Linked DNA regions of Homo sapiens: all the other regions are linked to region 4. The links are chromatin loops, found by intact Hi-C in ENCODE. Cell type or tissue: A673. All regions are shown on one strand.

What was found. Hi-C counts contacts between places; a loop is a spot of excess contacts. Peaks named below come from ENCODE experiments on the same cell type or tissue, not always from the same donor. Only the 100,000 strongest peaks of a DNase experiment are listed, where the experiment ranks them.
Region 1: it touches region 4 in a loop (23-fold over the local background); 26 of 110 quality-filtered maps call a loop at or near these places.
Region 2: a loop joins it to region 4, with 5 times the contacts of the local background. A loop is called at or near these places in 2 of 110 quality-filtered maps.
Region 3: it touches region 4 in a loop (15-fold over the local background); 6 of 110 quality-filtered maps call a loop at or near these places.

What each region holds. Positions count from the first base shown.
Region 1 is chr1:162,284,573-162,292,572 of GRCh38, forward strand. NOS1AP (nitric oxide synthase 1 adaptor protein) reads left to right here. Exons shown (of 10, transcript NM_014697.3): 3 at 2,772-2,864. Among named protein-coding and RNA genes, the nearest start is that of MIR556, 54 kb to the right of the region's middle. In A673, no CTCF peak of the experiment used is centred here; DNase peaks (open chromatin) are centred at 2,389, 4,519 and 4,769; H3K27ac peaks cover 7,562 bases.
Region 2 is chr1:162,140,403-162,148,402 of GRCh38, forward strand. All of the region lies in intron 1 of NOS1AP (nitric oxide synthase 1 adaptor protein), which reads left to right. All of the region lies in intron 3 of LOC105371475 (a long non-coding RNA gene), which reads right to left. Among named protein-coding and RNA genes, the nearest start is that of MIR4654, 13 kb to the right of the region's middle. RefSeq lists enhancers at 4,453-5,167, 4,557-4,851. In A673, no CTCF peak of the experiment used is centred here; DNase peaks (open chromatin) are centred at 4,629, 5,169, 5,699 and 6,109; H3K4me3 peaks cover 1,797 bases; H3K27ac peaks cover 4,510 bases.
Region 3 is chr1:162,225,968-162,233,967 of GRCh38, forward strand. All of the region lies in intron 2 of NOS1AP (nitric oxide synthase 1 adaptor protein), which reads left to right. Among named protein-coding and RNA genes, the nearest start is that of MIR4654, 73 kb to the left of the region's middle. In A673, a CTCF peak has its summit at 4,397 (motif pointing left); DNase peaks (open chromatin) are centred at 914, 4,294 and 4,704; H3K4me3 peaks cover 1,122 bases; H3K27ac peaks cover 6,741 bases.
Region 4 is chr1:162,387,632-162,395,631 of GRCh38, forward strand. It overlaps SH2D1B (SH2 domain containing 1B), which reads right to left. Exons shown (of 4, transcript NM_053282.5): 4 at 7,637-8,000. Among named protein-coding and RNA genes, the nearest start is that of C1orf226, 9.9 kb to the left of the region's middle. RefSeq lists a silencer at 4,268-4,562. In A673, a CTCF peak has its summit at 4,672 (motif pointing left); DNase peaks (open chromatin) are centred at 1,590, 3,380, 3,680, 4,380 and 1 weaker place; H3K4me3 peaks cover 472 bases; H3K27ac peaks cover 6,344 bases.

The sequences.
Region 1 (8,000 bases), 100 kb before region 4:
CATGCTTTTTCATGCAGTGACTGTGCCCACAGACCCTGTAAGAGCCATTGGGAACTATGTGCATGGTGATTGAATTAGAGACCTGTTTCCAGTTCTAAAGAGAAAGTTCAGTTGCACTTTTGAGTTCTTAAGACGAAGGTATTAAAAGGCATGGCCAAGCCTGCCAAAATACTAACTGTAGAAATAGATAAGGTTTCAGATACACAAGCAAGGAGCTGGCTGGGTGCCTCTTGCTATGCTCGGGTAAGAAATCATGATTAATAAAGGCCACAGAGAGAGTGAAACCAACAGGGAGGTGGACAAAGCAAGAAAGAGAGATATGGTCAACTACAACATTCTTCCAGAAATATAAGACATTTAAGGTTATGGCATAGCAGGCAATATGTTCTCTAAAACCAGGACTGGGGAGAATGATGTAGTGTTTTGCAGAGGTAGGTACTTGATATTTCTGCTTTGATTTTATTGTTAGAAAAGAGAAGTATATGGGGCATATGAAAGTGATATACTGTAAGAGACCAAAGAACAATAAAAGAGTTGAGGTCCAACCTGTCTAGGGTAGGTTTTGCCCTCTTCTGGGTGTTTCTGGGACTCTTCAGCCTTTAACTTCCACCTGAGTGCATCAGACACACTCTTCTGTACTCCTTTGGCCGGCAGGAGCAGCCTGATTTTAGTGACTCGTTCAGAAGGGAGGTGCAGCTGGAAGGTTGTGTTTATTAAAGCCCAAGTGACTGGAGGTAAATGCAGGTGTGGTCAGGAAATGTAGCTGGTTCACCTCTCAGTAGGCACAAGGCCAAAGTCAGCCGACTTGCAGATTGTAATGCCGGTTCTCCCACCCAGAGGTTATTTGAGTTCATCCAGCACTGCAGCTGAGCAGAATGCTGCAGTCAGGGTGACACAATGCAAACTGGAGCCATGTCCTCAAGTGCATGCCAATCAAACCAACTTTAACCTTCGCTGGTTTGTGGCTGCTGACCTAGAGAGGAATTTGTTATATGGCTGAGGTCCTGTCCTACCTAAGCCAGACTCCAGTGCAAAAAAAAAATCCTGTCAGATGCGCCTCTTCTTCTCTGTCTCCATCTCCCTCTCTGCCTCCCGTTTCCCCTTTACTCTTTACTGTTAGTTGGCCTGGGGTTCCTGGGCTGAAGTGGAGTTTCCTCCTGTCTCCGTGTGTTTGCTGCTCTGGTTTGCTCTTCTTCCAGGGCCCCTTGGTAAAAGAAGAGCTGCTGACAGGGTAGAGTGGAGGTGGGGAAGTGACCACCAGACTGGGAGTGATGTAGGTTGTGGTCATCAATGATGTAGGTTGCTGTCACCAGGACACTCAAATCAGCTGTGACCAGAGCCTGCAATGACAACGTGAAGAAGGATCTCTTACCTCAGTTAGTGAGGTCCTATTCTTGTAGAGACAAGAATGTTTCTTGTGGAAACAGATAGCCAAGAAGTATCAACAATAACTCTGTACAGTGGAATAGAAGATCTGAGATTTTAGTGAAAAGGATAGACTCAGGACAGTAGGAAGCTCTGAGTTGAGTTTGTAACATCAGAATATTAAAAGGCACAGTGAAGAGAAGGTTCTGGATTTCTAATGAGATTTCCAAAGTAGGCTATGTTTTTATCTCATTAGGATGGATTAAGTTCATGCCTATCAATGCTAACTGTAGAAATAATTAGGTTTCAGATGCACTGTCAAGGTGTTAGGTGCCTTTTTCCAGGCTTGAGTGGCAACATGGTAGGAGAAGGTCTTGAGTATAAAAGGTCCCGGAGAAGGGATGTGGGTGGGCTTTGGGTCTTGTGTATCTTAATTTTTAATCTGTAGCCCAGATGTTTGATTGGAGAGCTTGCAAGTGAAGTTTGCTAGGCGGTGATAGTAAGATGGGAATCAGATGAAAATGGTTTTAATAAACTGGAGAAGTGCTCAAAATGAAGTTCACTGAGGAAAATGTAGAATTATACCACCAGTTATGAATAGCTACACAAGTGTTAAGAGATGGCTATGAATGAACAAATGTACCAGAAAGAGCTGAGATTGAGGATGACGCCAACATCCATCAGCAGTATGGGTCTGTGGTTGGAGCATCCCTGTCTAGAACTACAAATAAGAGTTCAAAACACAGGGGTTGTCACTATATACCCCATGAATATGTACAATTATTTGTCAATTAAAAATATAATTAAATAAAACTTAACAAATACATGGTTTTTGAGGCCATATCTTTTCTAGATGTGCCAAAATCTTCAGGCTAGCAGGGCTGTGGGTAGACTTGTAGACTGACTCACAGATAAAGGAAATTTGAAATTGAACTTTTAGAGAGTAATTGAGAATTCATAATTATCTTTCAGTGTGTAAAAAACCCTGATGTGAAGATTGGTTCCAGCTGTTAGTCTTTGCTGAGGATGGAATGTAGTTTCTGTAGCCTTTGATGAGACACTAGGAATACTTGCCTGACCGTGGAAGTCATTAAATGATAGAATGAGTTATTGAGGGAAGGTTCTGATTTTTTATGGGATATTCCAAATAGGCTATGTTTTCATCTCATGAGGGTAGCTAGCTGATGGCTGAGAAGTGGTATAGACTATTCAGAGTCCCGTTTCTAACCCAGAGATTGCCTGAGACATCCACCTGCTTTTACATCCCCCGAGGTGCTCCCTGCCCCCAGGAGCTATTCCCCACACCTGTCTGGGGACCTTTTTTCCAGGCATGGGCTAGCTGGGTCTGTATAGATGCACTGATCTCATCAGATTGCACTTTCTTTTTGTTTTCTTCTTTCTTGCAGTATGAGTTTAAAGCCAAGAACATCAAGAAGAAGAAAGTGAGCATTATGGTTTCAGTGGATGGAGTGAAAGTGATTCTGAAGAAGAAGAAAAAGGTAAGTGGCTCTGAACCAGAATCTGAGGTGAAGAGGAAAGCAGGGGAGGTAGGCATGGGGTACCTTCTTCTTCTGGGCCCACCTCCAGAGAGAATCCCTCCCTTATCTGGCAAGCTCTTCTGCTTTGAGCAGCAATGGTGCTGACAGGCTGCAGCAGAGTGTAGGGCGAGGCGAGGCCAAAGGCCTAGTCACCAGTTGGCTCAGTCAGTCCTGGTACCCCAGGTGATGGGAGTCACCTCCTGTCATCCATGCCTTCAACCCCCCTCCCCATTTTCATACCTTTATCTTTGAGTTTTGAGTCCTGATGGTAGAAAATATTTTCAATTTTAGTAAGAATAGCAGGGTTCAGTGGGATTGGGCAGCGAGAGGAGGCTTCCTCAGCAGCTGTCCCCTTCGATTGCAGGACCATCCTTCAGTCCCACCCCAGGTGCCATGCAGCCCCCTCCGTTGTATGTCCTTGCATCCTCCTGTTGCAGCCTATATTTACATCGTCCCTCAAGACCCAGCCACTGCTGCTGCTCCGTGTGCAGGGATGGTGGGGTGTGGCCAGGTCGGGAGGATGGGCAGGGGGATTGATCCATTCAGCGTGAGTTGGGGAGAGACAAGCAAGTGAGCATATGTTGTTTAAACACTTGTCTGTTTTGTGCCAGTTGTATGTGGTTGTGGCAGGTAACATTAACCCCTTGGAAAGGCTAGATTCGTATGGTGGGAGGATGGGAGGATGTGTGTTTTCAAAAAGAAACAGAAAAGAGCTTGGCTGATTGAGTATATATAAGGAGCCCTTTTTGTCCCTGTTTCTCAATTCTGCTGATGTTTTTATTTTTTATTTATGATGCCTTTGTTTTACATTTATTGATGGTAGCACCATATCATAGTCCTCCATAGACCTCCTGAGCTTATTTTGGTTCCAAATCTCAGTCACTCTTAATTCAACTGGGACTTAAAGCAGACCTTGAATGTCGGGGCTAGAGGGAGAGAGTGTGGAGGTTATGGAAGCAAAGACAAATGAATCATAGTAGGCAACATAAATTTGAAGAACCATATAGCTGAGAGAGATCTTAAAGGGGACTTGTCATATCAATCCAAGGGCTTAAATCTTGTTTATAATGTCCGTACAAGGGGCATTGTCCAGTGTATGATTGGACACCTGTAGCAATGGGAAATTTACTACTTCCTGAGGCAGCCCCTTTCCTCTCTGGATGTTTACAAAGGTCTCTTACGTATTAATCCAAAACTTGTTCTTTCATGCTCCCTCAATACTTTCATTGGTGGTTTTAGAAAGTGTTTTATGGCTATGATGCTGCAAGTATGTAGAAAAAAGATATACTGTTTATAAAGAACCACCTTCTTCAAAATTCACAAGTATAGGGAATTAAATATCTTTGGCTTTGTAAACCTTTGCTGTGTGCATGGGCCCCATCTTGTTCTTCCTTTGGGGACATCTGTTTTGCTTCTTCTCCTCTCACATGTATGTACAGAGTGGACAGTCACGGGACAGTCTTTAGAGTATTGTCCTCTTGGAGTTCCTGAGCAGGACATCAAGCTGAGGCCTGTCAAGCCCTGGGCCTGTTAAAGAAATCGTGGATGATGACAATATGAATTTGAGCAAAAGATATCCTCAGAGGAAAAAAATGGGCTAATTTTGTCACATGTGTAAGATTGCTTTCCTCAGCAATCTGTGGCTGACACTCCCAGAATCTTCCCACCACCCCACTACACATCCACTTCTGACTGACATATCTTTGTTTGCCTTTCTTTCCTTCCTTCCTTCCTTTCCTTCCTTCCTTCCTTCCTTCCTTCCTTCCTTCCTTCCTTCCTTCCTTCCTTCCTTCCTTCCTTCCTTTCCTTCCTTCCTTCTTCCTTCTTTCTTTCTTTCTTCTTGATGGAGTTTCATTCTTTTGCCCAGGCTGGAGTGAAGTGATGCAATCTTGGCTCACTGCAACCTCCACCCCCTGAGTTCAACTGATTCTCCTGCCTCAGCCTCCCGAGTAGCTGTGATTACTGGCGCCTGCCACCACGCCCAGCTACTTTTCTTTTTTTTTTTTTTTTTTTTTTTGAGACGGAGTCTCGCTCTGTCGCCCAGGCTGGAGTGCAGTGGCGGGATCTCGGCTCACTGCAAGCTCCGCCTCCCGGGTTCACGCCATTCTCCTGCCTCAGCCTCCCAAGTAGCTGGGACTACAGGCGCCCGCCACTACGCCCGGCTAATTTTTTATATTTTTAGTAGAGACAGGGTTTCGCCATGGTGGCCAGGTGGTCTCGAACTCCTGACCTCAGCTTATCCACCCACCTCAGCCTCCCAAAGTGCTAGGATTACAGGCATGAGCCACTGAACCCAGCCTGTTGACTTTCGATTAGGTTAAATGTAAACACCTACTGTCCTAGGGGCTGCTCTGTCCCTTTCAGGTATCTTCATACACCTCTGTTGTTGTCCATCATGGGGCAACTTCATAGTTTTGCCCTTAGAGCACAGTCTTGTTTCTCACCTCACTGTCTCTCCCATGTACCTTTACCACGTGTGGTGGCTTCCCCATTGTGCATGTGAGAAAACTGAGGTTGGATCTCATGACACAGTGTGTGCTGAGGTATCACCTGGAGAGAAGCCTCCCTGCCTCCACTAAGCACATGAAAGCCAGGCTGGAGTAGCATCTCCCTGAGGGAGTGCATGGGACCTCGTGACTCACTTTGAAACTACGTCCTGGGTAATCTCCAGTGTGGCTTCATCGTCCTGCTGGCCCAGAAAAAAAGATGGTCTAGCAGGTCTTTCCTAGATCTAACTCTTCTGATGCCAGGCTTGGGAAAAGGGAGCTGCCCATCTTGTTTCCTGCACCCACACTTAGTGTCCGTTCCAGGGCCGTGGCTGTGATTTGAATAATGCCTTTAACCACGGGGTTCATTTTACACAATCTCTGACAGATGAATGCACATTAACAGCAATCAGCCTTTTTGTCATCTTGTTCTCATATGACAGTTCTCTGGTATCTTAATGCTACCACCACACTCAGACACATGCACACTTTCTCTCTCTGCTTATAGAATTGAGAGAGGTGAGAGTAGACATGCTATTGTGTAAATGCACAATTTTCTCCAAGGAAATGGAATACTTGGCAAATGTCACTGATCACCATCATGATTAGGTTAAGAACTAGAGCTCTTTGCCAAGTAGCTGTAGGTGTAGAGAGAGCCATAGCCTATATTCAGCCGTGAGGCAATGGTTCCATGTACAGCCTGACATTGCCCACTGATTCGTTGGTGCTTGTGCCAGGCTAGTGGGTAAAAACATTGAATAGCCCTCTCCTCCCACAATTAGCTTGTTGATTTTCACTAGGTTAGTGTGACAAGCTGGGAGGGACCCTCACCCCAGATGAGAAGACCTGGGTTTCAGTCCTGGCTCTACCCTTCTTGGCCTGTGGTTCTAAGCATGTTATTTTGCCTCTCTCAGCTTCAACTGTGAAGAGTTCAATTAGGTGATCACTTTAACTTTTCTAGCTCGGATACTCTGTGCCAGCTCTGGAACCATGCTTTTTGGTGTTTGTGTGTATATATAGGTCACCTGTATGTATTTAGGTCTTTGAGAATCTACTGGACTATCAAAAAAAAAAAAAACCCACAAAAGACAGCCCCTGGAGTCTGAGTGGGTCACTATGTTGTTGTTTCCCAATCTTCTAGAGCAGGAGGGGACCCTCTGAGGTCCAACATCTCTGAGGCAGCCATCCCAGCCTCCTCTCTCTCCCAGCCTGTCTGTAACTGGTGAATGGTGATGTGTTTCCTGGCTGAGAACTGTGTTTACAGTAAGTCTCTGCCCTCCAGTGAACTTTTTAAGGGCAGGAGCCATCTTTGTAAGCCCAGCACTTGCCTGGGCACCAGACACATGTAGTATGTTTTCAGTAATCGTGGCTGTTCACTAGCTGCTTGATTGAACATTATTTGTGTGTAATAATGTCATTAAATTATGAGAAAATAAATACTTAGCAATTGGATCAAATGAAGTCTAGTTTGTTACCTTTATCATGTTGTCCTCCCTCTTTTTCTTCCTGTCAATCTGCCAGTTTAAAAGGAAAAAAAAAAAGGATGAGATCCTTTCTCAAATATAGGAAGGCTTCCATAAAAATTGCTAATTCCATAGTATTAATTGTAGGATTTGTTCAGGTGACTGTAATCTTCAGGTGCATTATACTAGTGTAGGCAGTGGCCAAATATATTCAACTTTCATTGAGTTGTAAAAAACATCTTTTTGGTTATAATAACAAATATCTAAAAATGCTGTCATCTTGAACTGACGCCAACAGATAATGAATCTCAAATTCTTTATGAATCTTAGGTTGAATTTGTGATGTAAACCCAGTTACTAAGATAATTAGCTGTACTTTGATGTCTCTCAACCAGTACATTTTCTTCAACTCGCATCTAGGCTCAAGTAATTATCTTTTCCATGTATATGTAATGATTAGTTATTATAATACTGGAATCACGCTATAGCACCATTTGCTAGGGAGTGGAATCCTGAGTAAGAAAGACTAGTCTTGAACTTCATCCAAGGGATTTTTCTAATAAAGGACCCAAAGAGCTTCAGTTTTATATAGTTTCTCTTATGAACCAATAACTTTCTTGGGATCCCCTAAGGCAGCATTCTAAAAAGGCTCCATCATTTTCATTAACAAATATTCATTGTGTGTCTACCATGTTCAAGGATCTGCATAGGTTACATAAGGATATTAGATATGAACCCTTCCCTGCAAAATTATTCTTTGTCACTGTATGCACACATAGGTCTATTACAGGTTTTATAAGATTGCATTGTAGTTATTTATCTCTTTCCCCCATAGTTTGTTAGCTTTAGGGGGCAGGGACCATGTCTTCCCTCAAATCTTATTTCATCTGTTTGGAAAAGTAGAAGACCAGAGGGAGCAAACTGATGTAAGTAGTTACACACTAAGGTGATAATGAGAACAGCTAATAGTAATAGCTAACACTGATGTGGAGTACCTGCTATTGCCCAGGCCTTGTTTGATGCATGTTTACACTTAACAAATCCTCACAACTGTCCTATTAGGTAGATACCATTCTTATGATTGTTCAAAAGCAGATTGAGCAACTTGCCTGAATCTCACATCCTATCAGTGGTGAAGTCAAGGTTCG
Region 2 (8,000 bases), 250 kb before region 4:
GTTTTCTGCTCCTGTGTTAATTCCCTTAGGAAAATGGCCTCCATCTGCATTCACATTGCTTCAAAGGACATGATTTCTTTCTTTTTTTCACTGTGTAGCATTCTGTGGTGCATATGTAGCACATTTTCTTTATCCAGTTCACTGTCGATGGACACCTGGATTGATTCCATGCCTTTGCTATTGTGAATAATGCTGCAATGAACATATCAGTGCATATATCTTTTTTGGTAGAATGATTTATTTTCCTTTGGGTATATAACCAGTAATGGGATTGCTGGCTCAAATGGTAGTTCAGCTCTTAGTTCTTTGAGAAATCTCCAGACTTCTCCACCGTAGCTGGACTAATTTATATTCCCACCAACAGTATAGAAGCGCGCCCTTTTCTCCACAACCTGACCGACATCCGTAATTTTTTGACTTTTTAACAAAAGCCATTCTGATTGGTGTGAGATGGTATCTCACTGTGGTTTCGATTCGCATTTCTCTAGTGATGATGAGCATTTTTTTACATTTGTTGGCCTTGTGTATGTCTTCTTTTGAGAAGTGTCTATTCATGTTCTTTGCCTACGTTTTATTGGATTTGTTTTTTTGCTTATTGATTTAAGTTATTAAGCCTTTGTCGGATGCAAAGTTTGCAAATATTTACTACCATTCTGTAGGTTGTTTGTTTACAGTCTCTTTTATTCTTGCCTCCTTATCTTTGGCAAATAGAAAGTGTTCTGTAATTTTTAAAAAAGGAATGGAGCTTCAATGTGAAATACTAGGTGCTTTCCCTACATGGTCTCATTTAATCACACTGGTAATCTTGCAAAATTTCACTTCATAAATGATGAAGCTGAGGTGCTGGGAGGTTGACCAGATGGCTCAAATTCATAGAGCAGCTAGAAAGTGGTGCAGCTGGAATTGGAACCAATGAGACTTTTCATGTGATTCTAATATATATTTTTATTTTTAGAGCATTGGCTTTGAAGCCAGGATACCTGGGTCATAGCCTCTCTCACTTTGATTCTGTAACTTAGTGACCTTGAGCAAGACTCCTGATCATTGAACATTAGTCAGTCCTGCCTTGTTGGAGTAAAACAAGATGTGGGGCCAAAAGACCTTGGAGCTACTTTCTAGTGCTGATGTCTCTCTTCCCTCTTTGTTTCTGGGAAAATCTGTCCTCATCATCCATGTGTGCCCCTCACCTCCGTCTCCTTTCACTGATCGCCCTTGTGTACTCTTTTCTCTTTGACTTCTCTGATTATTTTGTGGCTTTTCTTGCTCTCTTTCTTTCCACCTTTTGGTTAGAGGAACTAATGCCGGGACTTAATTTCTCAGACTTTCTACTTCCCTTTAGCTTACTTGGATTACCTTATCTGAAAAATCATTGCAAAAATAGTTGCTGTTTTGTGATGCTGCTGCCGATGTTAATGAGAATGATTAATTCCTCTGCTATGAGGACTGTTGGGTGGATCACCATAGGAAGTTGGGTAATATGATGGAGTCTTTATAGTGCAGGAGGAGTGGGACTGCCTGAAGGCAGGTAAAGAACTAGAAAACATCTTAAAATTTCTTGCTTAAAAACAGGAAAAGCTATCATTTGTCCATTCATTTGTTTGGTGGGCCAAGCTTTGTACTGGGCGCTCAGGATACAGTGGTGACAACAACAGTTATACCTTGGAGCTACCAATGCAGTCTAGTTTGGAGAGACACAGTTAATCTAAGAAACAGATATTAACTCACAACTCTGATAAGTGGAACCAGGTATAACAGGGAGAACTAACTTAGATGTAGAGCTGACAGAAGATCTAAATGCCAATCACTTCATATGTATTATTTTATTTAATCTTTACAGTGGCTCTGTAAGGAAGATGGATAGAATGACAAGAGTGGACATCCTTATCTCGTTCCTGATCTTAAAGGAAAAACATTCAGTCTTTCACCATTAAATAGGACGTGGGTTTTTGTAGAAGCCCTTTATTAGTTTGAGGAAGTTCCTTTCTATCCATAATTTGGTGTGCGTGTGTTTCTGCGTGTGTGTGTGTTTAAATCATGAAAGGGTATGAAAGGGTATTGGATTTTGTCAAATGTGGGGTTTTTTTTGTCTGTTGAGATGAACATATGGTCATATGTTGAACTAACCTTTTATTCTTGGTGTACATTCTACTTGATCATTGTGTATGATCCTTTTTGTATGTTGCCGAATTTGTCTTGCTAGTACTTCCTTGAGGATTTGAGGACAGGCATTGTTAAAGGCGAAAGCATGTGTAGCATATTGTCATCTTTCTTTCTGCTAACAGTGTAGGAAGTTTTAGAAAAATCCTAAAAATCAGCTTCAAGGACTCAAAAGGTGTAGTATTAATAGTAGTCTGGAGCCATTCCTTGCAGGGTCGTTGCTGACTTGTAACTTACACGTTAAGTGATGTATGTAAAGGTTATTCTGGCTTATAGAGACTCGATTGTTAGGACAGCGTGGAATATATTTTAGAGAGATTTCTAATCAAGAGAGTTTAAAATATAGAAAACTTTATATTTAAGTGGGGAACATGCCAGTTATCTGGAAATTTTACTCATTTGTGGGGTTTCATTCAGCAGTGAGGCTGACAAATGATTAATGACTGCACTGCAGACCCCACATTCCCAACTCCAGGAAGGCTTTTCCTGGTCGCAACTTGCTCAGTCGGAGGCAAATGTGACAGGGTGTTTACCTCAAACTGAGCCCATCCCATGAGGTTCTGTGAGCAGTGTCATAGTTAGCCATTCCCTGATGAGGGGTGGCAGGTGGGGGTGTTTGCCAGTTGTCTCTGTGGTCTGGTCACTGGTAACACTCTGCTTGTGCCATTCACCACTTCCGTCTTCACTCCTCTTTGATTCTGTTGAGACTAATTTCTTGATTCTGCCCTTCCATTTACTCTGGCATTTTAGATCACCTCACTCTGTGTACAGTTATTAGTCTATGAGAATTCAAGGAGGCTATTATGGTAAAGCTACAAATTCTGTACCTTCAGGATCTTCTTGGCTCACAAAGCAAGAACATGATAATACAAAGAATATTATCTCCTTATGATTTTATAATATTTTCTAAACTATAAAACTTTGATCTGCATTATCTAATTTTGATTTGCAGTGGTGCAATCATGGCCCACTGTAGCCTTGACCTCCGGGGCTCAAGCGATCCTCCCACCATGGCCTCCTGATTAGCTGGCACTACAAGCGTGTACCACCACACCTGGCTAAATTTTTTCATTTTTATTTTTTATAGAGATAGGATCTTCCTATGTTGCCTAGGCTGGTCTTGTACTCTTGGGCTCAAGTGATCCCCCCACCTCGGCCTCTCAAAGTGCTGGGATTTCAGGAGTGAGCCATCATGTCTGGCCCATCTAATTTTGATTCTTATGACAACCCTGACATGTAGGTAGTACAGATACTAGGTACATTTCATGAATGAAACAGAGGCTTGGTGAGTTTAAGTACTTAGAATTTAGGAGGTGTAGGATGTTGGTGCTGCGCAAAGCTGAGTGCTTTCGTTCTTCATGTGAAGAATAAGGGATCTCTCTCTATTGTCATCTGACAGCCTTCTCATTTCTTCAGTTTACTGTTCTCCAGTAGTTGGATGACCATTTCCCTCCTTCGGTGTCATGGCACCATTTTTATTTATGTGCCTTTAATTCCATTCCCAAAGTCATTCAGATGAACCAAATAGGGATCCCCGTCCATTCCTTGTAAGTCTTGGTGCCCCACCATTTTTCACTGATGTGTTTTTGACCTTCTGACCATTTGGGTGTCCATACACAGGCATCCTCATCTAGCTCAAGTTGAGTTTAATGTAGTGAACCAGCCCTTGCTGGGGCATTGGCTTATGTTCATCCTGATTACTTATTTCCTACTGAAGTATTAGCATGGTGGTACAGGGTAGGGAGTCCTACACTGGTTCTGATTCTGCCACTCACAAGCTACGTTTTCATTCTTTCTCTGAGCCTTGATTTTCCCTTCTATAAAGTGAAGGGTTAGATCAAATCACATTCGAGGTCACTTAAACTCTGTCATTGGATCTGACTTCCTTATTGGTTTTCTGGTGTTCTTTGTTCACCTATCCATTCCTGGTTTACCTGATACAGGTGATGATTTTAATGATCATACAGCCTTTGTTAGTGTATCCCTTTGCCTCACACCATGTGTTGGACTTTCTTTTCTTTTCTTTTCTTTTCCCTAGGAGAAAATAACCTGCTGGCCAAGTCAGCATCCCAGGTAGGCATGGCAGAAAGTGCTGCCGGCCCAGGGTACAGCCCGGCCTCTGCCTCACACCTGCCTCTGTGACACGAGCCAGAGATTTTAATCACCAAGCTGAAGCTTTTATTCAGGAGCTGATAGTTGAAAGGCCAGAACAGTTTCTCTGTCTTCCTGCTTTTTTTCTCTCCTCTTTGCTGTACCCCTCAGATCCTCATAATAGAAATAATCAGGCCAACCCATCTAAGCTTTTGCTAATGGAGACTAAAAGAACTGAAAGACACAGCCTCCCCATGGGCACGCTGGTTGGATCGTTCTGTCTTACCCTCTGTCCCTTTTAGAGAATTGCATGGCATTAGCATAAAGACAAGTCATCGCAATCATTTTGCACCCAGCCCCTTAATGTTGAGGAGCAGGAAGGATTCTGCTGTGATCTCCGGCACATTCATCGGCCCCTGCTGAGCTACTGATCAATAGTGACACAGTTGCATCAGATGGCCTTCAAATAGTGCTTCCTTTTTCAGATGGGCTGGGAGAGAGAGGAAGAAATATAAGTGCCTCATTCCTCTTAGACTACAAATAAATGAAGACGTGGTGTGCAGCTGCATTTCAAGCATTTTGGAAGCTTTTCTGGTGTATGTGAGGGGTGGGTGGGGGGGTTGGCACTGAGGCTTCTCTCTTGATTGCAGTTGAGAGCAAGGATGCTGCTAAATGTCCACATGGGCGCTTTGAGTCCCTATCCCCACGTCCCTTACACCCTAGCACCTGGAGAGCCCCGAGCAAGCCTCACAAGTGGGGAGTGGGATACCCTGACGCAACTTTTCTCTTTTTCCTCCCCTCCCCCAGAGTATTTAGTAGGAGGTCACTGGCTGAGTGTGTGCCCCGGAATCTGGGGCCGCTCCTGCTGCTGCAGTTAATGCTGCTTTGTTCCATGCTAAATGAGGCGAGAACTTTCACCCTGGTCACATTCATAATCCCGCTCAGCAGGACGCTCAGCTGTGCACAAGAGCAGTTTCTGCAGGCAGGGAAGGGCTTTCCCTTTGGACAGTCCTTTGGAAAGCTCCTTTGGTTCTCTGTTTCTGGAAGCTATCAGTACAGAGGATAGGTTCAGGGACTAACTCAGATGGGCAATCTCAGCTGGGGGTTTCTAGGCACGACCAGGGTATCAGATTTCTTTATGCTTTTGTGTGTTTTGGAGAGAGGACACAGTATGACCAGGAGACCAGCGGGATATGAGGAGGTAGACAGGGAGACCAGACTGCATTTGGGACCCCCAAGGGAGAGAGTTTGGAAGAATGCAGGGGTCCTAGACTAGAAGCCAGGAGCTTGAGGGAGACTGAGCCCCTTCTCTGCCATCTGCTAACTGCTTTGGGCCTCACTGTCCTCTGTAAAAGAAGGGAGTTACCCCTGAAACTCACATGTTGTATCCTGTGTGCTGAGGCTGTAGAACTGAGCAGCTTCAGAAAGGAGATGAGAGCTGGGAGTGCAGCAGAGGCAGGGACCTTTACGTTATGCCTATTTCTGGGGGCCCTGTCCTTTCCTGCGGCCTTGCCTGCGCTAGCTAGTCACTGGGGCTTTTACAGACCCATAGCAGAAGATTCTGCTAGCCTCTTCTGAAGCATGTTTTCTTGTTCTTAATGATAGTTAACTTGGCTGGTCATAAATCCTAAATCTGCCTCCTCTGAGGTGGGGAGCAGTTAAAATCTCCACTTGATTTTCTTGTTTTTCCAACTGTCCCCTTCTGCTGGTTTCCTTGGAGTTTCCTGAGCACATGCACAGTTGGGGTCCTGAAGACCTGGCTGGGGTTTACACATGATTTTGGAGGCTTCCCCTCTGTGACTCCCTCCTGCCTGCCCTCTCTTTTAAGCTCCTCTGGCTGTCCCCGTCTCTGGTATCCAACTCCCCAGGGTGTCAGAGTGAGCTTTTCTGCCTGAGCTCCAGCCAGCCTGCACTGTGCCTGTGGGGTTGTGCTGCCAGACGAGATGCCCCACACCCAAGCCTCACCAAGAGCAGTTCCCTTCTTTCAAAGCTTGACTTCCCATAATCTCTGCCTGTTTTTTGTCTCTTTCCAGGGCTTTTAAAGTTACTATTATTATCTTAAACAATAGACTTTATTTTTTAGAGAAGTTTTAGGTTAAGAGAAAAATTGAGAGGCAAGGCCAGAGTTCTCATACATTCCTTATTATTAACATCTTACATTAGTATAGTACATTAGTTACAATTGATAAGCCAATATTGATACATTATTATGAACTAACATTCACAGTTTATATTGTGGTTCACTTTTTGTGTCCTGCGTTCTATGCAGAGCTATTTTTTCTATCTTGTTCAGAGTTCCTATTTGTTACTTGTGGGAGGCTTAGTCTGATACTAGCTACTCCAACTTTATCAGAAGCAGAATAATCTGATGCATTTATTTTTGATTGATAAATACAAGGCCGGGCGCGGTGGCTCATGCCTGTAATCCTAGCACTTTGGGAGGCTGAGGCAGGCGGATCACGAGGTCAGGAGATTGAGACCATCCTGGCTAACATGGTGAAACCCTGTCTCTATGAAAAATACAAAAAATTAGCCAGGTGGGGTGGTGGGCGCCTGGAGTCCCAGCTACTCTGGAGGCTGAGGCAGGAGAATGGAGTGAACCCGGGAGGCAGAGGTTGCAGTGAGCCTCTGAGATCGCACCACTGCACTCCAGCCTGGGCGACAGAGCGAGACTCCGTCTCAAAAAAAAAAAAAAAAAAAAAAGATAAATACATTTTTCCCTTGTCTCTGGAAGCACCTGACATAAACCTTGTGAATAAAAGGAGTTTCCAGAAGAAGGTGATGGTGATGGCAGAAAGTCTAACAAGTCTATGGATGGCAATTACATTGGTGAATGTTTCGAGCTTTCTGTCTTGCTGCTTTTCACATTATGATTCGTGTACCAGGGGCCACAACAGTAGAGTTGATTGGTGTCTTCAGAAGTTAATCTCCAGAAAATAGGGTGGAAGCCAGCAAGTGAAAGCACTTTATGAAATATTAACTTAGTACTGAGGCTGAGGTTGTCCAGAAACTTATAAAAAAATTTGAAGTCTTTCAGTTAACTTTATTTGCAGTTAGCTCCTGCTTATCTGGAAGATAAGATAGAACAGATACAGATAATCCCATATCTTGATTACCTATACAGTTTGCATCTTCTGTATAGTTTTTTTCTTTCTAGATGTTAATGAAAAAGAAGTAGGCCCTGGTATTTTTAAACTCCTTTACCTTATTTCCCCTTAAGCTCAGTGGTCAATGTTCTGAATAGAGGCCCTGTTTGATGTCTCACAGCAGGGATTCCTGGAAGGGGGGGATGCAGGAATGCTACAGAAGTCTTACAGAAGGCTAGGTGATTAAAAATCCACCAGCAGGAAGGTTTAACATACCACCCCTCTCGGTAAACCAGGAATTGCATGTGCTACTGTAAAAGCATCTGGCTTAGGTCCAATTGAAGTACCTGGATAAAAGTCAAGTAAGTTTTGCTGTGGGACTATACAGAGTGTAATGGAGGGCTGGAAGGAGCAGGCTGATGCCTCAGATGCCGGAACACCAGGCAGAATCCAGGACTCAGGATGCTCCTCAGAGGAGAGATTCTCCCATGGGCACTTGGGGTGAATCTGTGTTCATTTTTGGAGGATTCCACTCAGTCAAATGTATTTTGAGCATCTCCTGTGTACCTGGACCTGTGGGAGGCACGGTCAGCTAGTGATGACTAAAGCATGTTTTAGCTGTGTGTTCTAGACAGGAGAATTGCATGGAGGTATGGGAGTCCTCTC
Region 3 (8,000 bases), 160 kb before region 4:
ATAAAAATATTTTGCTTGTATTCAACATTCAAGGAATGTTTATTGGCTGGGCGTGGTGGCTCATGCCTGTAATCCCAGCACTTTGTGGGGCTGAGGTGGGCGAATCACCTGAGGTTGGGAGTTCAAGACCAGCCTGACCAACATGGAGAAACCCTGTCTCTACTAAAAATACAAAATTAGCTGGGCGTGGTGGTGCATGCCTGTAATCCCAGCTACTTGGGAGGCTGAGGCAGGAGAATCACTTGAACCTGGGAGGCAGAGGTTGCGGTGAGCTGAGATCCCACCATTAGACTCCAGCCTCCAAAAAAAGAAAAGAAAAGAAAAGAAAAGAAATGTTTATTGATTACCTGCTATGGTGCTAGGCCCTGGGGATTTAGCCTTGAGCAAAATGACACATTCCTTGGGCTGGTATTGTGGGGCAGCTCTAAATACTAAACCTAACATCTAAATACTTAATATTTACTTACGTAGTATTTACTTAGTAATTCTTAGTATTAACATCTAAATACTTAGTATTTACCATCTAAATACCAAACCTAACATTACAACAATAATTGTGAACTTGCAAATTGTGATGAGTGCAATGAAGGATTAGTAAGGATTGTAAGGGGACCCTAACAGAGTAACCTGATTTAATTTGGGGGCATCAGGAAGGCTTTTCTGTGGATGTTCTATTGAAGCCTTTACTAACTTTTAATCCTTAGTTTTTCTGAATATTTACTTTCACCTGTATGTAGGCCAGTACAACTCACTTTCCCTCCTTAGGCTGTATGTCTTCCTAAGCTCTGCTGCTAGTTAGAGAACAAGTGGTAAATATCCCCATTAGCACTTTGTGTCTTTGTAAGCTAGCTTTGCCTTCAGGGAGCTCTGAAATTCTTCCCTCTTTAATAGCTCTTTGATGACAGGCCTTGGACTCTGTTCTTAACTCTTCTTTCTCAGTATACTAGTGACTTTTTTTTTTTTAAATCCCCAGAGGGCCAGTTTGTCTAAGGGGGACAGGGAAGAATATACAGGCCATCATACTACCTGAAATGAAATGCACCATTCATTCTCCTTTGAGTTGTGAGTTTTAAGAAAGAAAAGGATCCTGGATAATGATTAATACATGGTTATAGAAAATGTGTTTAAAATATTTAGGCTAAAAAAATTATCACCCTTAATTCCAACATTACAGAGTTATCTCTATTAACATTCATAGAGTAGATTCTTCCAGTCTTTCCCCCGCTGTGCATTGATGTTGTTTAATCTATTTCTATATACAAAAACATAAATTTTTCACACATATGAGCATTTTTAGTATTTAAGAGGGCCATATTAACATTTCCTGGTGGACTTGTTGTGAATAAAGTACAGTAAGCACATTCAGAATTATTTCTTCTGTTCCAAACACATAGGAACAATTTTAAAAATATAACAATTAAAAAACAAGGGGGAAATCTTAGAAACCAAGAATGGGGATTGATGGCCCAGACTTTAAGATCTCCTTTCAGTGCACTTAGCACATGACAGGAGATCAGAACCATCCTCCTGTGTGGACTGGGGTTGGGACCATGCTCCTTGCAAGTTGACTGGAGCCTAATCACTCATGGTTGAACTTTGTGGCAGGTAGCTCTCCCATGGCCCAGGAAGGAAGCAGAGATAGGTGTGAGAATAGGACCTACAACTGTGCAGCACACACATATCTTATGTTTTGTTGTCCGTTCTAGAGAAAATCCTAAAAGCTTACTTTGGAACCTTGTTCAGAGTTGTATATCCTATTGGTCAAGGCTCAATCATTATTTCAGCTGCTAGTGAGGGGCAAATAAGGAGAAAAAACCCTCCTATGCAAGATGAGTTTGCAAACAAATTTCTGCACTCATGGAAAACCACCACTATGAGAGACAGGTGGAAGACCTGTCAAACAAGATAATTTAAACCCTAAAAAAGAGAAACCAGGGAGCAGTCTGAAAAGTTTGAAAAGTGTGTATATTTAGAGTATCGGAGAAAGACAGGAGCGTTTCTCAAATAAAAATAGAAGGTTGTTAAATAATAGGCCAATATGAAAAGATCCAATTGGAAATATCTGAAATGAAAAATATAGGACTGAGGCAGGGAGCAAGTAATGAAGTCAACAGTCGAAGAGATCAACATAGCTGAAGAGATCATGAATTGAAGAGCAGAAGTGAGGAAGCACGGAGAGATAAAGGGCTGGAAAGTTTGAAGGAGAAAAGGCTTAGAGGTTAGATTGAGAAGCTCTGATATACCATCATAATTTTTTTCTTGAGTTTCTTCTGATTTTGTCAGACTAGTTTGTATTATACTAATCCTTCCACTGTGAATACCAGAAAAGCGTATATATGTTTACTGTGAGTGTAAATAGAAATAATATAACTCTCCTTGGAGAATACCGTGGCATTGATGCCTAGAAAGGCCAGAATGGTGGAGATGAAGGAAATGAAGAGAAATGTGCCATCAGATGCCACTTTTCCCTCCAGGTATTTGCCAGTTTGTAAGTGGCAGCAAAGAAGCTAAATTAGGTGCCAGAGCTTTCAACAGTCTCTCAGAACTGAGGAGACAGAATAGGAGTTCAAGACTCGCCAAGGAGGAGGGGCCTGGTGAACCCCCTAGGCTTTCAGTTTGGACCCCCAGAAGGTTTCTCTCAGGAGTAAGGGCAAGCTGGCAATAGACCAGCGCCCAGCAAGGCTGACACTTACCTTCTAACTCGCTCAAATGGATCAAGGTTCCTTTTCTCTACCCCGGCTGCCTGCCAAAAGCAAACAAGTACTCTCTGGAGGAAGATAACATCGTTCAGACCCTCAAATTAACGCTATCATTTTTCAAATACAATGTCTGGCAGTCAATAAAACATTACCAAATGCTTAAGATGGTAAAACCAAATGATGGTAAAACAAGAGAAAAAAAATACACAGGAGAATTAGAATTGCACAGGACCTTCTTAACTTGCAGTCATATTGGACATAGACTTTTAAATAACTGTAATTAATACATTGAAATAAATAGATAATAAGATGGAGAAATTTGCCAGAGAACTAGAGTCTCTTAAAATAAACTAAATGGAAATTCTGGAACTAAAATTTTCCTGGGAGCAGGTAATATCTTAATCCTGTGTTCAATGTGGAAGTTGGGATGAAGTTGGAGTCTGGGGCCATGATCCTAACAGGTGAAATAGAGCTGACTGGCTCTTTAGGACTGTTCTAGTAATGTGCTGCTTGGCTGTGGCTCGGGAAGGAGGCAGAGGCAAGCATGAGAATAGGAACCAGGCCTGTGCAGCATGCAGATATAATATCTAGGATTGCTCCTGAGAACACAACTCTTGGTTAGTAAGATACTGGTTAGATGTCTGTAGGGGAGAGAGGAAACCCTGGAGTAAGAAAAAGCCCTGAGGAGGACAGAATGTTGCAAAAACTTCTTTTTGTTTTCTTTACATGTTTTCCTATGGCCAATTAGGGTACCCAGAATGGTATGTCTGCCTCTTTTATTTTTAATTATTTGCTTATTTTATATTTTTAAATATTACATTATAGTGAATTGTATCATCCTTTATTTTTATTTGCTGGGTTGTTAGGTGCTTGAAGCCTGAGTTTCTGTTTCACCTGTTCCTGTTTATTTTCTCTGTGTTACTTTTTCTTTTTCAAATTCTCAACCACCCTCTGTCCCACACCCAGCATATTGCCCTCACGTGATAGGAGCTAAGTACATAAATGTTTGTTGAATGAATGGTAGAAGACATAGCCCTTGATTGACTTATGAGTTTCAGTTCTTAATGTGCTCCCTGAATGATAATCCCAGGGTGGTAGTAATACAATGAAAAACATACATTTCTGTTTTTAGGGAACTGAAAATAGAGGAGGAGGGGAGCTAGAACCTGAGAAGAACAGTGGGAAATGCAAGACGTGTCTCAACTGCTCAAAGCCTTGTGACACTTCTTCAGCAACTTTTTTCATTACTAATGGTATCCAATACAGAAATCATACCTGTAATTTGAATGGAAAATCTAGTATGAAGAATTATTAACTAGTAAATGAAAATCAACTGCTAAGATGGGTAAAAAGAACTTTAAAGAATACAAGAGAAGCAGCCTGTGTCCCTAGGGCTGAGTGAGAGTGTCCAAGGAAGAATAAACTAGGAAGGGATCCCCCAAAGCTGAGACTCAGATCTCCTTGCAGAGTTAGTGGCTGGGGCCCACTGGATGGTAGAGAAGTCACTGGAGCACCACAGGACAGGGCTGGTAAGCAGGAAGCTGTCCACTGGGGCGCCAGCAAAACCGGACGGAGGGGTGTATGCTGCTGGGTCTCCCATATCCCATTGGCCAGGAAGTTGCCTGCTGTGCCATAGAAGTAAGAACAAAAGCACTAGAACCAGGAAGAGAAGCTTTTCCTTTCAGCACCCTCTACTGACAGGACCCAATGTTGTGCCAGCTGGCAATGGGGAAATGTTCAGAGCAGCTCAGTCCAATAGAAATATAATGCAAGCCACATATGTAATTTCAGAATTTCTACTAGTCACATTAAAAAGCTAAAAAGAATCTGGTGATACTAATTTTTAAATTTGGGTAAGATATAACATAAAATTTACCATCTTCACCATTTTTCAAGGTACAGTTCAGTAGTTGTGCAAACCAAACTTCGAAACTTTTTCATCTTGCAGATCTGAAACTCTACACCCATTAAACAACAACTTCCCTTTCTTCTTTCCCTGCAACACCAGTTAACCACGATTCTCATTATTTCAATGAATTTTATTACTCTGGGTATCTCATATAAGTGGAATTATGCAGTATTTGTTTTTTTGTAATGGGCTTATTTCACTTAGCATAATGTCCTCAAGGTTCATCTTTGTTGTAGCAGGTGTCGAATTTCCTCCTTTTAAAGGCTAATATTTCATTGTATGTAGGTAGCATATTTTGTGTATACATTCATATGTCAATGGATTGGCTGGGTTGCTTTTACCTTTTGGCTATTGTGAATAATGCTGCTGTGAACATAGGTGTACAAATATCTCTTTAAGACCCCGCTTTCAGTTATTCTGGATATATACCCAGAAGTAGAATTGCTGGATCATATAGTAATTCTATTTTCAATTTTTTGAGAAACCACTATTTTCCATAGCAAATGCATCATTTTACATTTCCACCAACAGTGTACATGGGTTCCAGTTTCTCCACATCCTTGCCAACACTTGGTCTTTTCTGATTTTTAATAGTGAGCATCCTAATGGATGTAAAGTGGCATCTCCTTATAGTTTTGATTTATATTTCCCTAATGATTAGTGATGTTGAGCAGCTTTTCATATGCCTCCTGGCCATTTGGGTGTCTTCTTTGAAGAAATGTCTACTCAAGTCTTCTGCCCATTTTAAAATTGGCTTATTTGGCTTTTGTGTTGTTGAGCTGTACTTCTTATATAGTCTGGACATTAACCCTTTATCAGATACATGATTTGGAAACATTTTCTTCTGTTCAGTGTGATGTCTTTTTACTCTGTTGTGTCTTTTGCACAGGCGTTTTACATTTTAATGCAGTCCAATGTATTTATTTATGTTTTTGTTGCCTTAATTTTAATAATATATTTTATTTAACCCAATATATTTAAAATATTCAATATGTCATCAACATACAATTATTGATATTTTATGTTTTTGCACTAATGTACAGTTAGTACAAACTGTACTGTCATACTGGCCACATTTCAAGTGCTCAGTAGCTATATATGACCAGTGACTACAGGGTTCCTCTCCAGTATCAGAAAGCAGGGCAAAGCAGGAGAGACTTGGAGCTGAGAGATGATAAATTGATAACTGGCACAGGATTATAGTAATTATGTGGCCACATATGGAGCATTACATATAATTAAAAGCCATGTTCTAAAAAGTTACGAAAATTTTAGGAAAAGGCTTATGTGAAGTTCAAACAGAAACCACCTATGTATTGAAAAAGAAAGGAAATACACTGAAATCTTAGCAATGGTTATCTTTGGGAATTAGTATTGGGCTGTTTTGGTTTCTTCTTCCTACATTTATGTATTTTCAAAGTTGGTTTAATGAGCACACACAGTTTATCCACATAAAGTTTATGCTCTTGTAGCACAGAGGTATCCTTTGTAACTCTAAGCAGTGGAGCTTATTAGAAGTCTAGGCCCCTAAGCTTCAATTTGGTCGCAATTTGAGAGAGAAATAGGTACCTTGGAAAATGGGATTGACTCCAGTTAATTGTGCAAACCTGGGTTTGTAAAGTGCAAAGATCTTGCCATTCTGAGTTTGAAAGGTCATGACTGGGAGTCCTCGAGGTGGCAGAAAACCTAATCCCTCTGAATTTATGGGACAAGGGAAGGTGGTTTATTCAGTTTCTGTTAAAAGCTGCTTGTTAATGGCTGTGATTGGAATACTTGACATTGTTCACTTCCTTTTTTCCTCTTGGGGATCAGAGAATTAAAAGGCTGTTATTGGAATTGATTTATTTTGCCACTTTTATGTAGAACATTTTATCTTCCCTGCTCTGTCATACAAAGTGGAAGTTCTTTCTTTTCCTCAGGGAAGCTGAAGAGTGTTGTGATCTTCTTTTGTGCTTAGAGTGTGTGTGTGTGTGTGTGTCTAAGTGTGTGTGTGTGTGTTGCAGATGCGGTCTGCTGACACAGCTACAAGACAGCTTGCCCATTCTGTGGGATTCTCTCTTGTGCTTTGATTCTGCTAACCTGCCTCAATTTTATGCTGGTTTGGCTTACCAAGGGTGAAAGTACATGAGACCAACCCCAAATCTGAATATTAAAAAAATTTTAAAGCAAATAGTTATTTGCTTTATTATGTACCTATTATGTACCTATTATGTACCTTTATTATGCACTCTATTATGTAATAGACACTGATTTAAGTCCTTGTCATAAATGAACTCATCTAATCCTCATAATAACCCTATGATACATAGGTATGGTTGTTTCTCCCATTTCATATACAGGAAACTAACACACAGAGGTTTAGTAACTTGCTGAAGGACTCATAGCCAGAAAGAGGATGAGGCAGAATTCAAATTTACAGTCTGGCTCCATAGTCTGTGCCCTTAAGAATTAAACTGTGTAGTGGTTCTCAAACTTCAGTGTGTTTTAGAATCTACTGGAGGGCTTATTAAAACACAGGTTGCTGGGCCCCACCTTCAGAGTTTCTGCTTCAGTAGGTCTGAGGTAGGGCCAAGCACTGGCATTTCTAAGTTCCCAGGTTATACTGATATTGCTGCTCCAGGGATTACACTTTGAGAAGCATTGAGCTATATATGGAACCCCTGGTGTTGCTCATCCTCATGGCCAAAGCAAACAGAGCTTGCTAAGTAGCTCCTCCCCACCCCAATGCCTGTGGCTCTTGCATGGTGGTGGCTGGCGGGGTAGTTGTACTGCTGTGGCTCTGACTCTCCCAGGAGGGTCAGACTACCCTAGACTCTAACCTGGTTGTTTTCCAAGTGTCCTCCTTTACTTGAGGTATGTCTTTAAAAATAACATCTTTATTGAGACAAAATCAATAGTGTACAGTTTACCCATTTAAAGTGTAATATTCAGTGATTTTTTTTTGGTAGATCCAGTTGTGTTACCGTCACCACAATTTAAGAATGTTTTCATTATCCCAAGAAGAAACCCTATACCCAATAGCAGTCACTCCAATTTTCCCCCAATAACCATCAACCTTAGAAACACTTGATGAACTTTTATCATTTATTTTAAGTACTTTATTGTCCAATCCCAAAGATAGATATGACTTTCTGGGACTTTATTTGCAAGGCAGTGTTTTGAACTCAAGCCTCTCAAAACTTTGCTTTGTGGCCAGGACTTGTGAGGATTTTCTTGGCCTACTAAGTGGTTCCTCTTCTTCCAAGAAACTCGTATGAGATGTTTAACCTCTTCTCCATGCTCCTGAATACTTTGGGATTGGAGATCTGACTCTGGCACCTTGGAATGGTTTGTGATTTTCTTTTTTCCTTTAAAATTCAACAGTTAGGGAAGCATTACACATGTGGTAGTAA
Region 4 (8,000 bases):
CGTGCAGATGTGACTATGCCTGGGGTTGGATTCCACAGTTCCGCATGCAGGGGCTCCCTGGCTCCATGTCAGAGGCGTCTCAGGCTTGAGGCTAAGTCCCTAACGTTTTCTGCATTTTTTTCCACTCCCACACTTTGTTTCTCAGCAGAGGGGCAAGAAAAGAACAGCTGTGATCTCAAAGGTTGCTCGCTGTCTCTGCAGTGGGCTGCGGCGTTATCGTCCAGGGAAAGCAGGAAAAACACAAAAACCAATCCTCCATGTTTTGGGAAAAGGCATTGAAAATGCTTACGATAGCAACTTTTTTCTTTATAAGTATGCTGCGGTGACTCCAGACAACCTCTCCCATTGAATGGCTTCGGTATCTTGCTGCAGTCGTTCAGGTGTGAAACGTGCTTTTAACATGCCTTTCCCGCTATTATGTGAAGTCGTTATTTTTGTCTAAGATCAAGTATAAACAGTTCTAGTGTAAAAAAATTTTTAAGGGAATTTTAAGTGTGAAAACGGAAGTGCAGATGTCATGTTTTTTAATGCTGTGCTCTACGCTGAGTCACTGTTCTAGAATCTGGGGGACAAAGATGCATTTATTCAGACAATATATCCAAGCCCCTTCCTGCCATGCACTAAGTGCTATCTAGGGGACTGTGGTGACGTTGGTGGAAAAGTGACACGCGGTCCTCTTTCTCCATTCTGAATGGATGGGAGTGCCATCATACCTGCCCTCCCGGGCGCTATGCTAACAGGGTATGTGATCAGGATGTGAAATGCAGTGGAAGCACCAAAGTGGGGCTCAGGGTGAGGCAGTTAATTTCAGCCGAGAGAGTGCTCATTTCCTCTGGACTAAATCTGCCATTAGTAGTTGCTGAAGGAAACACACTCAGGGGCCATCAGGAGACCCACCTCATTCCTTAGGTCTGTGCCTATGCTGGCAGGGACCCCAGTTGGTATTCAGAATTTTTATGAAATTAGCCGACCCGGAAATGTACTCAGATGCTACCCTAATCTCAGAAAATTCCTGCTGGGTCAGTTTAATCTGCTCTCACATTTCACAATGCCTTTGAGGTCAGTGAATCCTGGGAGTGTTCTAGAACTCTCTGTGCTTGGACTCCCTGTCCTCCTCTCTCTGCTGCCCTCCCCACACTGCGGAGTTTCCCAGGCCAATCTAGCTGTGGTGGCAAACTCAGTGATGGTTTGTCTGAGACTTTGGCCCTCAGAGTGCCCCGGGCTTCAGTCGCTCAGTTCGCCGCCCTGCTTTGGGACATTCAGCCTGGAGCCTCCCACTGTGGCCTCTCTGTTAGTGGGAACAAGTAATTAAGTCCATATAGCCCTTGTAGAGAGACTCCTACCTCCCCCTTGGAAAGCTTCACCAGTGCAGATGGCATTTAATACCTTTCGTCTCTCCCAAGGAAATCTACTCTGGAAGCTTTAAGTTGTCCAGTGAAAGCATCTTCAAGTACATCTCCCCTCCAGGACGCCCCCTCCCTGCTACTGTTTGCACTGGGGGCACAGGAGGAAAGCCCAGAGTCCCCACCACTGACTTCCTCCTAATGAGAAAATTCCTCCACTTTCTGTATCTAGGGACCAGCTCTCCTGAGACACAAATCCTCTTTGTGTCCAGCTTATCTCCAGCTGCTGCCATGATAAATAGTCCAGCCCAAGGGAGCCTGGGGAAGCTACCCCACAAAACGAATCACTTGGCTATTAACAACACAGACGAGGAAGCAAGCTTGAGGAAATATTTAAGGACCACCTCAGACTCCAGACTGTATTCTCCTTCGTGCAAGTTGCCTGAGGAGTCTGTTGGTTATATAGAGCAGGGAACATTGCCAGTGTGTTCTTTGGAATTGACCAAAACAAAACAAAAAAACCCAAACAAAAAGCAACCTTCCGACAAACCGCAACATTTTTTTTTTACTGTTTAACCAGCCAGCTGTTTCCAGTGCCATCTGCTTAGCTACCTATTTCCTGAATCATCGCTCCATGTCTGCCGCCACCTGCTTTCTAGGCTTGCGTTTATTGGGAAATTCTTGTTGGCTTGGTCTGATGTTCAAGCACATCCCAGTGTTCAGCCCACTTCGGGGGCTCACTCACAGCAACTTAGAACAATTCCCTGTGGTTGTCACAGGAGTGCTTTGGGTTGGTCCAGGCCTTCATGGGGCAAGCCAAAGGGGCAGGAGAAAAGTGAACTGTCTGCCCTGGGAACGGTTTGCAGCTTCAGCAAGATGCATGCCCCCCACTTTATCCTGAGCCTGCAATGGATGGATCCCCCTTGCTGGATAGGAAAGCTCAAGACAAGCGGGGACTGCCCCTGTTGTTTTGCCTTCCCATAATCTCCTGGTACTTGGTAAATTCTGTTGCAGCCAGCCTCCCTTGTTCAGCTTAAATCCTGGGTCCTATGTGTCAGGAAGTCTTTGCAGCTGACCTGGCAAGTAGTCTTTAGACCTGGCCAATGTGTGACATTTCTAGGAACTGGGCCTCCCGGAGAGGCTGTGTAAGCCATCTAGGAAGCGATTTCACGTGTAAGAAAGCTAGAGGGGGAGGTGGGGGTGGCAGTCTTGTCCATGCCTCTCCCTACCCCACCCCCTTAATCATCAGTCATCGACTGTGTAGGTGGCACATGCTGTGACCTGGCCAGGAGGCTTGCTAAGACGCATGTGGGGGAGGTGTCAGGTGGGTTCTCCGCACTCTGGATTATTTGTGGCCGGCCTGCCTGCCTAGCTGGCGGCGACTGCCACTGCTGCCTCTGTGCTGTACTTCCCTCAGAGCCCCAGCCTGCTCCGAATTGCTTCCATGCCTGTGTTTAAGATGGTCCATCTGCCCGGGTCACGTTTCTACCTTCCCGTCCCTTTCCTCTGACTTCACTAGGCTATGTTAATTCATCTTTCACATTTCCACTCAGGCATCCCTTCCTCCAGGTGGCTTCCCGGACACCACCCCACCCCTTCTCTGCGTTCCCGTAGCATCCTATGTGTTCCTCCATCACGGTACTCTCCATGTGTCATAGAAAGTCGCTTCATCCTCATGCTTCTCTCCCCCAGGTCTCTGAGCTCAGGGGCAGGGACCATGCCATCTTCATCCCTGACTCCTCGGTTCCCAGCACAGTGTCTGGCATATTGCAGGAGCTCGATAAAGATGCACTTTGAATGGAACTAAACTCAGGAAACCTGCAGTTGAATTTGTGTGGAACAGACTAGACAGGCTCTGGGGTAGACCAGCAGGACTCTTTCAGCCCCTCTTCCTCAGGATCTCTATCCGCAGGCAGCCTCTGTACATGATCATCAACTCCACAGAGAAGGATTGAGGGTGGCCATTTTCGAAGTGGAAAGTGATTAATGGGCCAATGTGAAGCTCATTTATCTGCAGCCGGAGCCTTCATTAACTCTGTTCCTTGGACAGATGCCACCTTGCCACGGAGCTGGTAGAAGCAAGCACTTATATCCAGCATAATGCAAGAAGGGCTGTGCTTCAGTGCCAGGCACCTGCCTACCTCTGGGAGCTGCCTACAGGGCTCTGAGTTCCAATTCTTAACATTCTACTTCACTGTGTTAGGCTTGACTGTTAATTGGTGCTTTATCATTCTCTGAAGCTTCTATATACTCCAGGAATTGTGTTAATCAATTTATACACATGGTCTCATTTGTTTTTCTCATAGCCCTCCAAGGGAGGTCTTACTAAGCCCATTTTCCAGATACGGATGTTATTCTATTGTGCTTAAAGAGATTCACACACACGATCTCATGAATCCTATCTTGTGAGGGAGGTATTTCAGCCCCATGTTAGGAAGAGGTAAACTGAGACTGAGATGATGTCTAAGCCAATTCCCTGGGTCTTACAACTGAGAGGCAGAACTCTCTGGGAAGACCTAAGTCTTCAGGCCTGAGGAACAGCCACCCTCCCCTACTTCTCTATCTCCATCGCGCCAGTCTGATAAATAATTCCAGGAAACGTTCATGGCTCAGAAACATCTTTTTGAGTTAGATCTTCTCCAAGGAGTAATACAGTTTCATTAAACACTGCATATTCACATGGGATGGGAATTTAAAGACCCATTCCACAGTCCCCTCATTTTACAAAAGAGGAAACAACAAAGACTGCATTGTTAACATGTTAACCTGGGCTGGCGTCATCTCAGTGAAGCTCCACAGTAACTTTATGTGGTAAGTCATTATCCTCATTTTCTAGATGAAGCTGACCAGAGGCTTAGGGAGTCTTAGCAATTTGCCCATAGTCACTCTACCAGTAAGTGACAGAGCTAACAATAGTACCTCCTGAAAACATTCGTTCTTAAGGGTGTCGGTAAGAGCCTTCTCTGAATTGCAAGAATTTCGCCCTGCAGTAGGAGTGGCAAGAGCACCTATTACATCTCACATTGCAAACTCAGGGAAGCCTGGCTTAGAAACTAATCCTGTTATCGACACTGGAGATTAAGCATTCAATGGGGAAGTGAGTACTGTTTGGAGAATACTTGCTAAAGAAATATTTCAGGTCTAATAGCTACCATGGTACTCAGCAGGGCTTTACAAAAAAAGAGAGAGAGAAAGAAAAGGAAGGAAGGAAGGAAGGAAGGAAGGAAGGAAGGAAGGAAGGAAGGAAGGAAGGAAGGAAAGAAAGGAAAATAAAACCCTCAAGCAGTACTAGTTTTCTTGATGGCTGTCTGGCCTCTTGTGGCTGGCATCAGGTATTGCAGTTTCTGGTAACTGAAAGGAAGACTTCCATGACAAAACTAATAGTAATTTATGAGATAAATATTGTCTCCATTTTAGAGAGGCTTGTATCTTTCCTAAGATCACTTAACAAATATCATTTCAAGGGCAAAATAAAAGAGAGGACAGTTCTTAATTAGAAATTCCAGTAGGAGGGAAAAAATAGAAGAAATCTTTGAAAAATGAATGAGAATTCTCATTCATTCATTCATTCATTCATTCTATTCATTTAAATAGTAATAAAAGTAAAGAAAGATTAAAATCCCAAGAGCAAAATGGCCTATAAGGTTTCATATTTGATAGAGAAGAAAAAACTCACTATTAGACACATCACAGTGAAATTTAAGATCATGAAGACAGGCCATTTTTCAACTTTCCACGAAAAAGTTCAGCAGTGAAGGAGGATCAGATTGACATTAGACATCTCAGTAAGAAACCTACACATAAAGTGCTAGCAACTTAATATGTTTTATATCACTGAAGGAAAATAACTTTAAACCTACAATTCTATATTTAGCTCAACTATCATTTAAATTAATCTAAAATTAAAAAGACCGCAAAAGGTTTACCACTCAAAGACCATCTTTGATGAGAACACTTAAAATCTGCTCTCATAGCAATTTTCAAATATGCAAAATACTTTTGCAGAAAATATTCTGCCAAGAAGAGAAACTCAGGAGAGTGCTATGTGTTTTTTAAATTTACAAGAAGGATGACTAATTGACTCAGTAAAGTATACTGTTATTTAAATGATAAAGGACCCAAAAGAGTAAATAACAATTAAAATTTTAGATAATTTCAGAAAATCTGATGGGATTGGTGATGGTGACAGAAGAGAAATGAGAGCATGTTAAATTATAACAATTGATATATTTACAATGTTATAGAGAAAAATAAAAATACAGGGCCTAATAAGTTATGGGTAAACACTAAATTTTTTTAATAGAGCTTTCAAATTAACAGAGATAAATTTGATCTATTCAATGGAAAGCAGAAAAGGAGAAAAAAAGGAAAAAATGTATAGCAAATGGAAAGAATGTATAAGATGGCGGTATAAATTCCAATAGAACAAATTATAATAAACATGTGTTTTGAACTCACCAAACAAAAGGAGAGAATCTTAAATTGGAAAAAAAAAAAAGATCCAGCAATATTGTGTCCACAGAAGACAGAGATAAAAGGTGTAAAAACTTGAAAATGAAAGGACAGAAAATTACATACTAGGAAAGTATGAATAAAAGTTGAGATAGCAATTTTAATATGATGTAAAATATAAATAAAGGCAAAACTAATGAGAGACAAGGAGGAATACTTTATAAAATAAAGGAAATGAAGATGATAAAATAGTAATAAAAATATATACACATAAAAATATTAAAAAACAGTTAAAATAAAAATGGTAAAATAACAAAAACTAGTTAATATACTAACTATTATAATCAGAAAGTTAAATACTATTATATATAGAATTAAAAGATTTATCTTTCTCTGACGCTGATAGATCAAATAGATAAAATATGCAAATCTATGAAAATATTTGTTTTATATAATCTATAATCTTGAATACATTTGGGGAAGAGGTAAAGAGAACAAGCTTTAAAATGAATAGAAAGAGTAATTCAAACAAATGAAATATTCACAGAATGTTCACATATACCAGGTCAGCAAGGAAGCCTCAGAAATTGAAGTCAGGCTGTTATCCAACCTTAACGTGATATAGTTTGAAATCTATACTAAAATAACTAAAAATGTATGTTTGAAAACAATTATGAACTACTAAATAGTTTTTGGATTAAAGAAGATACTTTTACAAGAATTAAAAATACTTTGACCTAAACTGCAATAACCACTATTTGTGTTAAAATTTATGGGATACAGCTAAAATAGTACTTTGAGCTAAATTCATAACTATAAATATATTTATTAGAAAATAATAAGTATTGAAAACAAGTCAGATAAGCCCCCCTAAAATGAGGCTGGAAATCAAATAAATAGAGAATAACAATTTAAAAGCAGTAACAAAAAAGATGAACAAAACCAAAAGCTGGCTTTGAAAAGACTAATAAGATAGATAAAATCAATAAATATAAAAGAGTAAGATCCAAATAGACACAGTGTGAGAAAGGAGATGTTGCTACAGTCACAAGAAAGCATTAAAATAATGCAAGAATATTACAAACTATCTGCCAATAATTGTGAAAACAGACAAAATTGACACATTTCTAGAAAAACAAAAAAAGACAAAATTGGCAAAATATTTTAACAAATCAAAAAGTATTAATATTTAAATAGTAATTGAAGATGCCCCCCCACTCCACCCCACCCCACCCCACCAGAGTCTCAAACTCAGTTTTATAAGAAAGTACTGTACTAAAAAATGTCAAGGAACAGATAAGTTTATTTTTATTTATTTATTTACTATATATATATTTTTTGAGATAGGGTCTCACTCTGTCACCCAGGCTGGAGTGCCCTGACATGATCTTGGCTCACTGCAACCTCCACCTCCCGGGTTCAAGCGATTCTCCCACCTCATCCTCCTAAGTAGCTGGGATTATAGGCGTGTGCCACCACACCTGGCTACATTTTTGTATTTTTGTAGAGACAGGGTTTCACCATGTTGGCCAGGCTGATCTTGAGCTCCTGACCTCAAGTGATCCCCCCACCTCGGCCTCCCAAAGTGCTGGGATTACAGGTGTGAGCCACCACACCCAGCCCAGAACAAATAATCTTTACCTGAAGAGTTGTTGCAGAAAATGGTAAAAGGAAAAAGACTTTTCTTCGCTTTATATGAACAGTGTAACCATGATTCAGTAAATTATAGTCCTATTTGGTTTATGAGTTTTAATGCAAAAATCTTAAATGAAATATTAACTTACCAAATTCCACAGTTTATGAAAAATAATAAAATATTATCAAGTGAAGCAATGCAAGGATGAAATGATATCAACAATTTTATTAAGGTAACTTACCTTTATAATGGAGTGAAGACAAAAGGAATGTGACTATCTCAATAGATTAGAGATAGAAAAAAATCACAATAAATGTCAAAATATTTCTAGTAAAAATTATAAAATAGCCTTTAACAAGGCTACAACAAACATAATGTTTAAATAAAGAAAATTTCTAAGCATTCCCTGTAATACTGGGAACAGTGTAAGAATACTCACTATCATGACTATGAACTGTTTAATGTATACAGGAGGCCCTAACCAATGGGTAAACATAAAAAATAAATGAGCATAGGTATTGCAAGGAAAGAGAAAATAAAATGTTATTATTTATAGCTGACAAAATCAT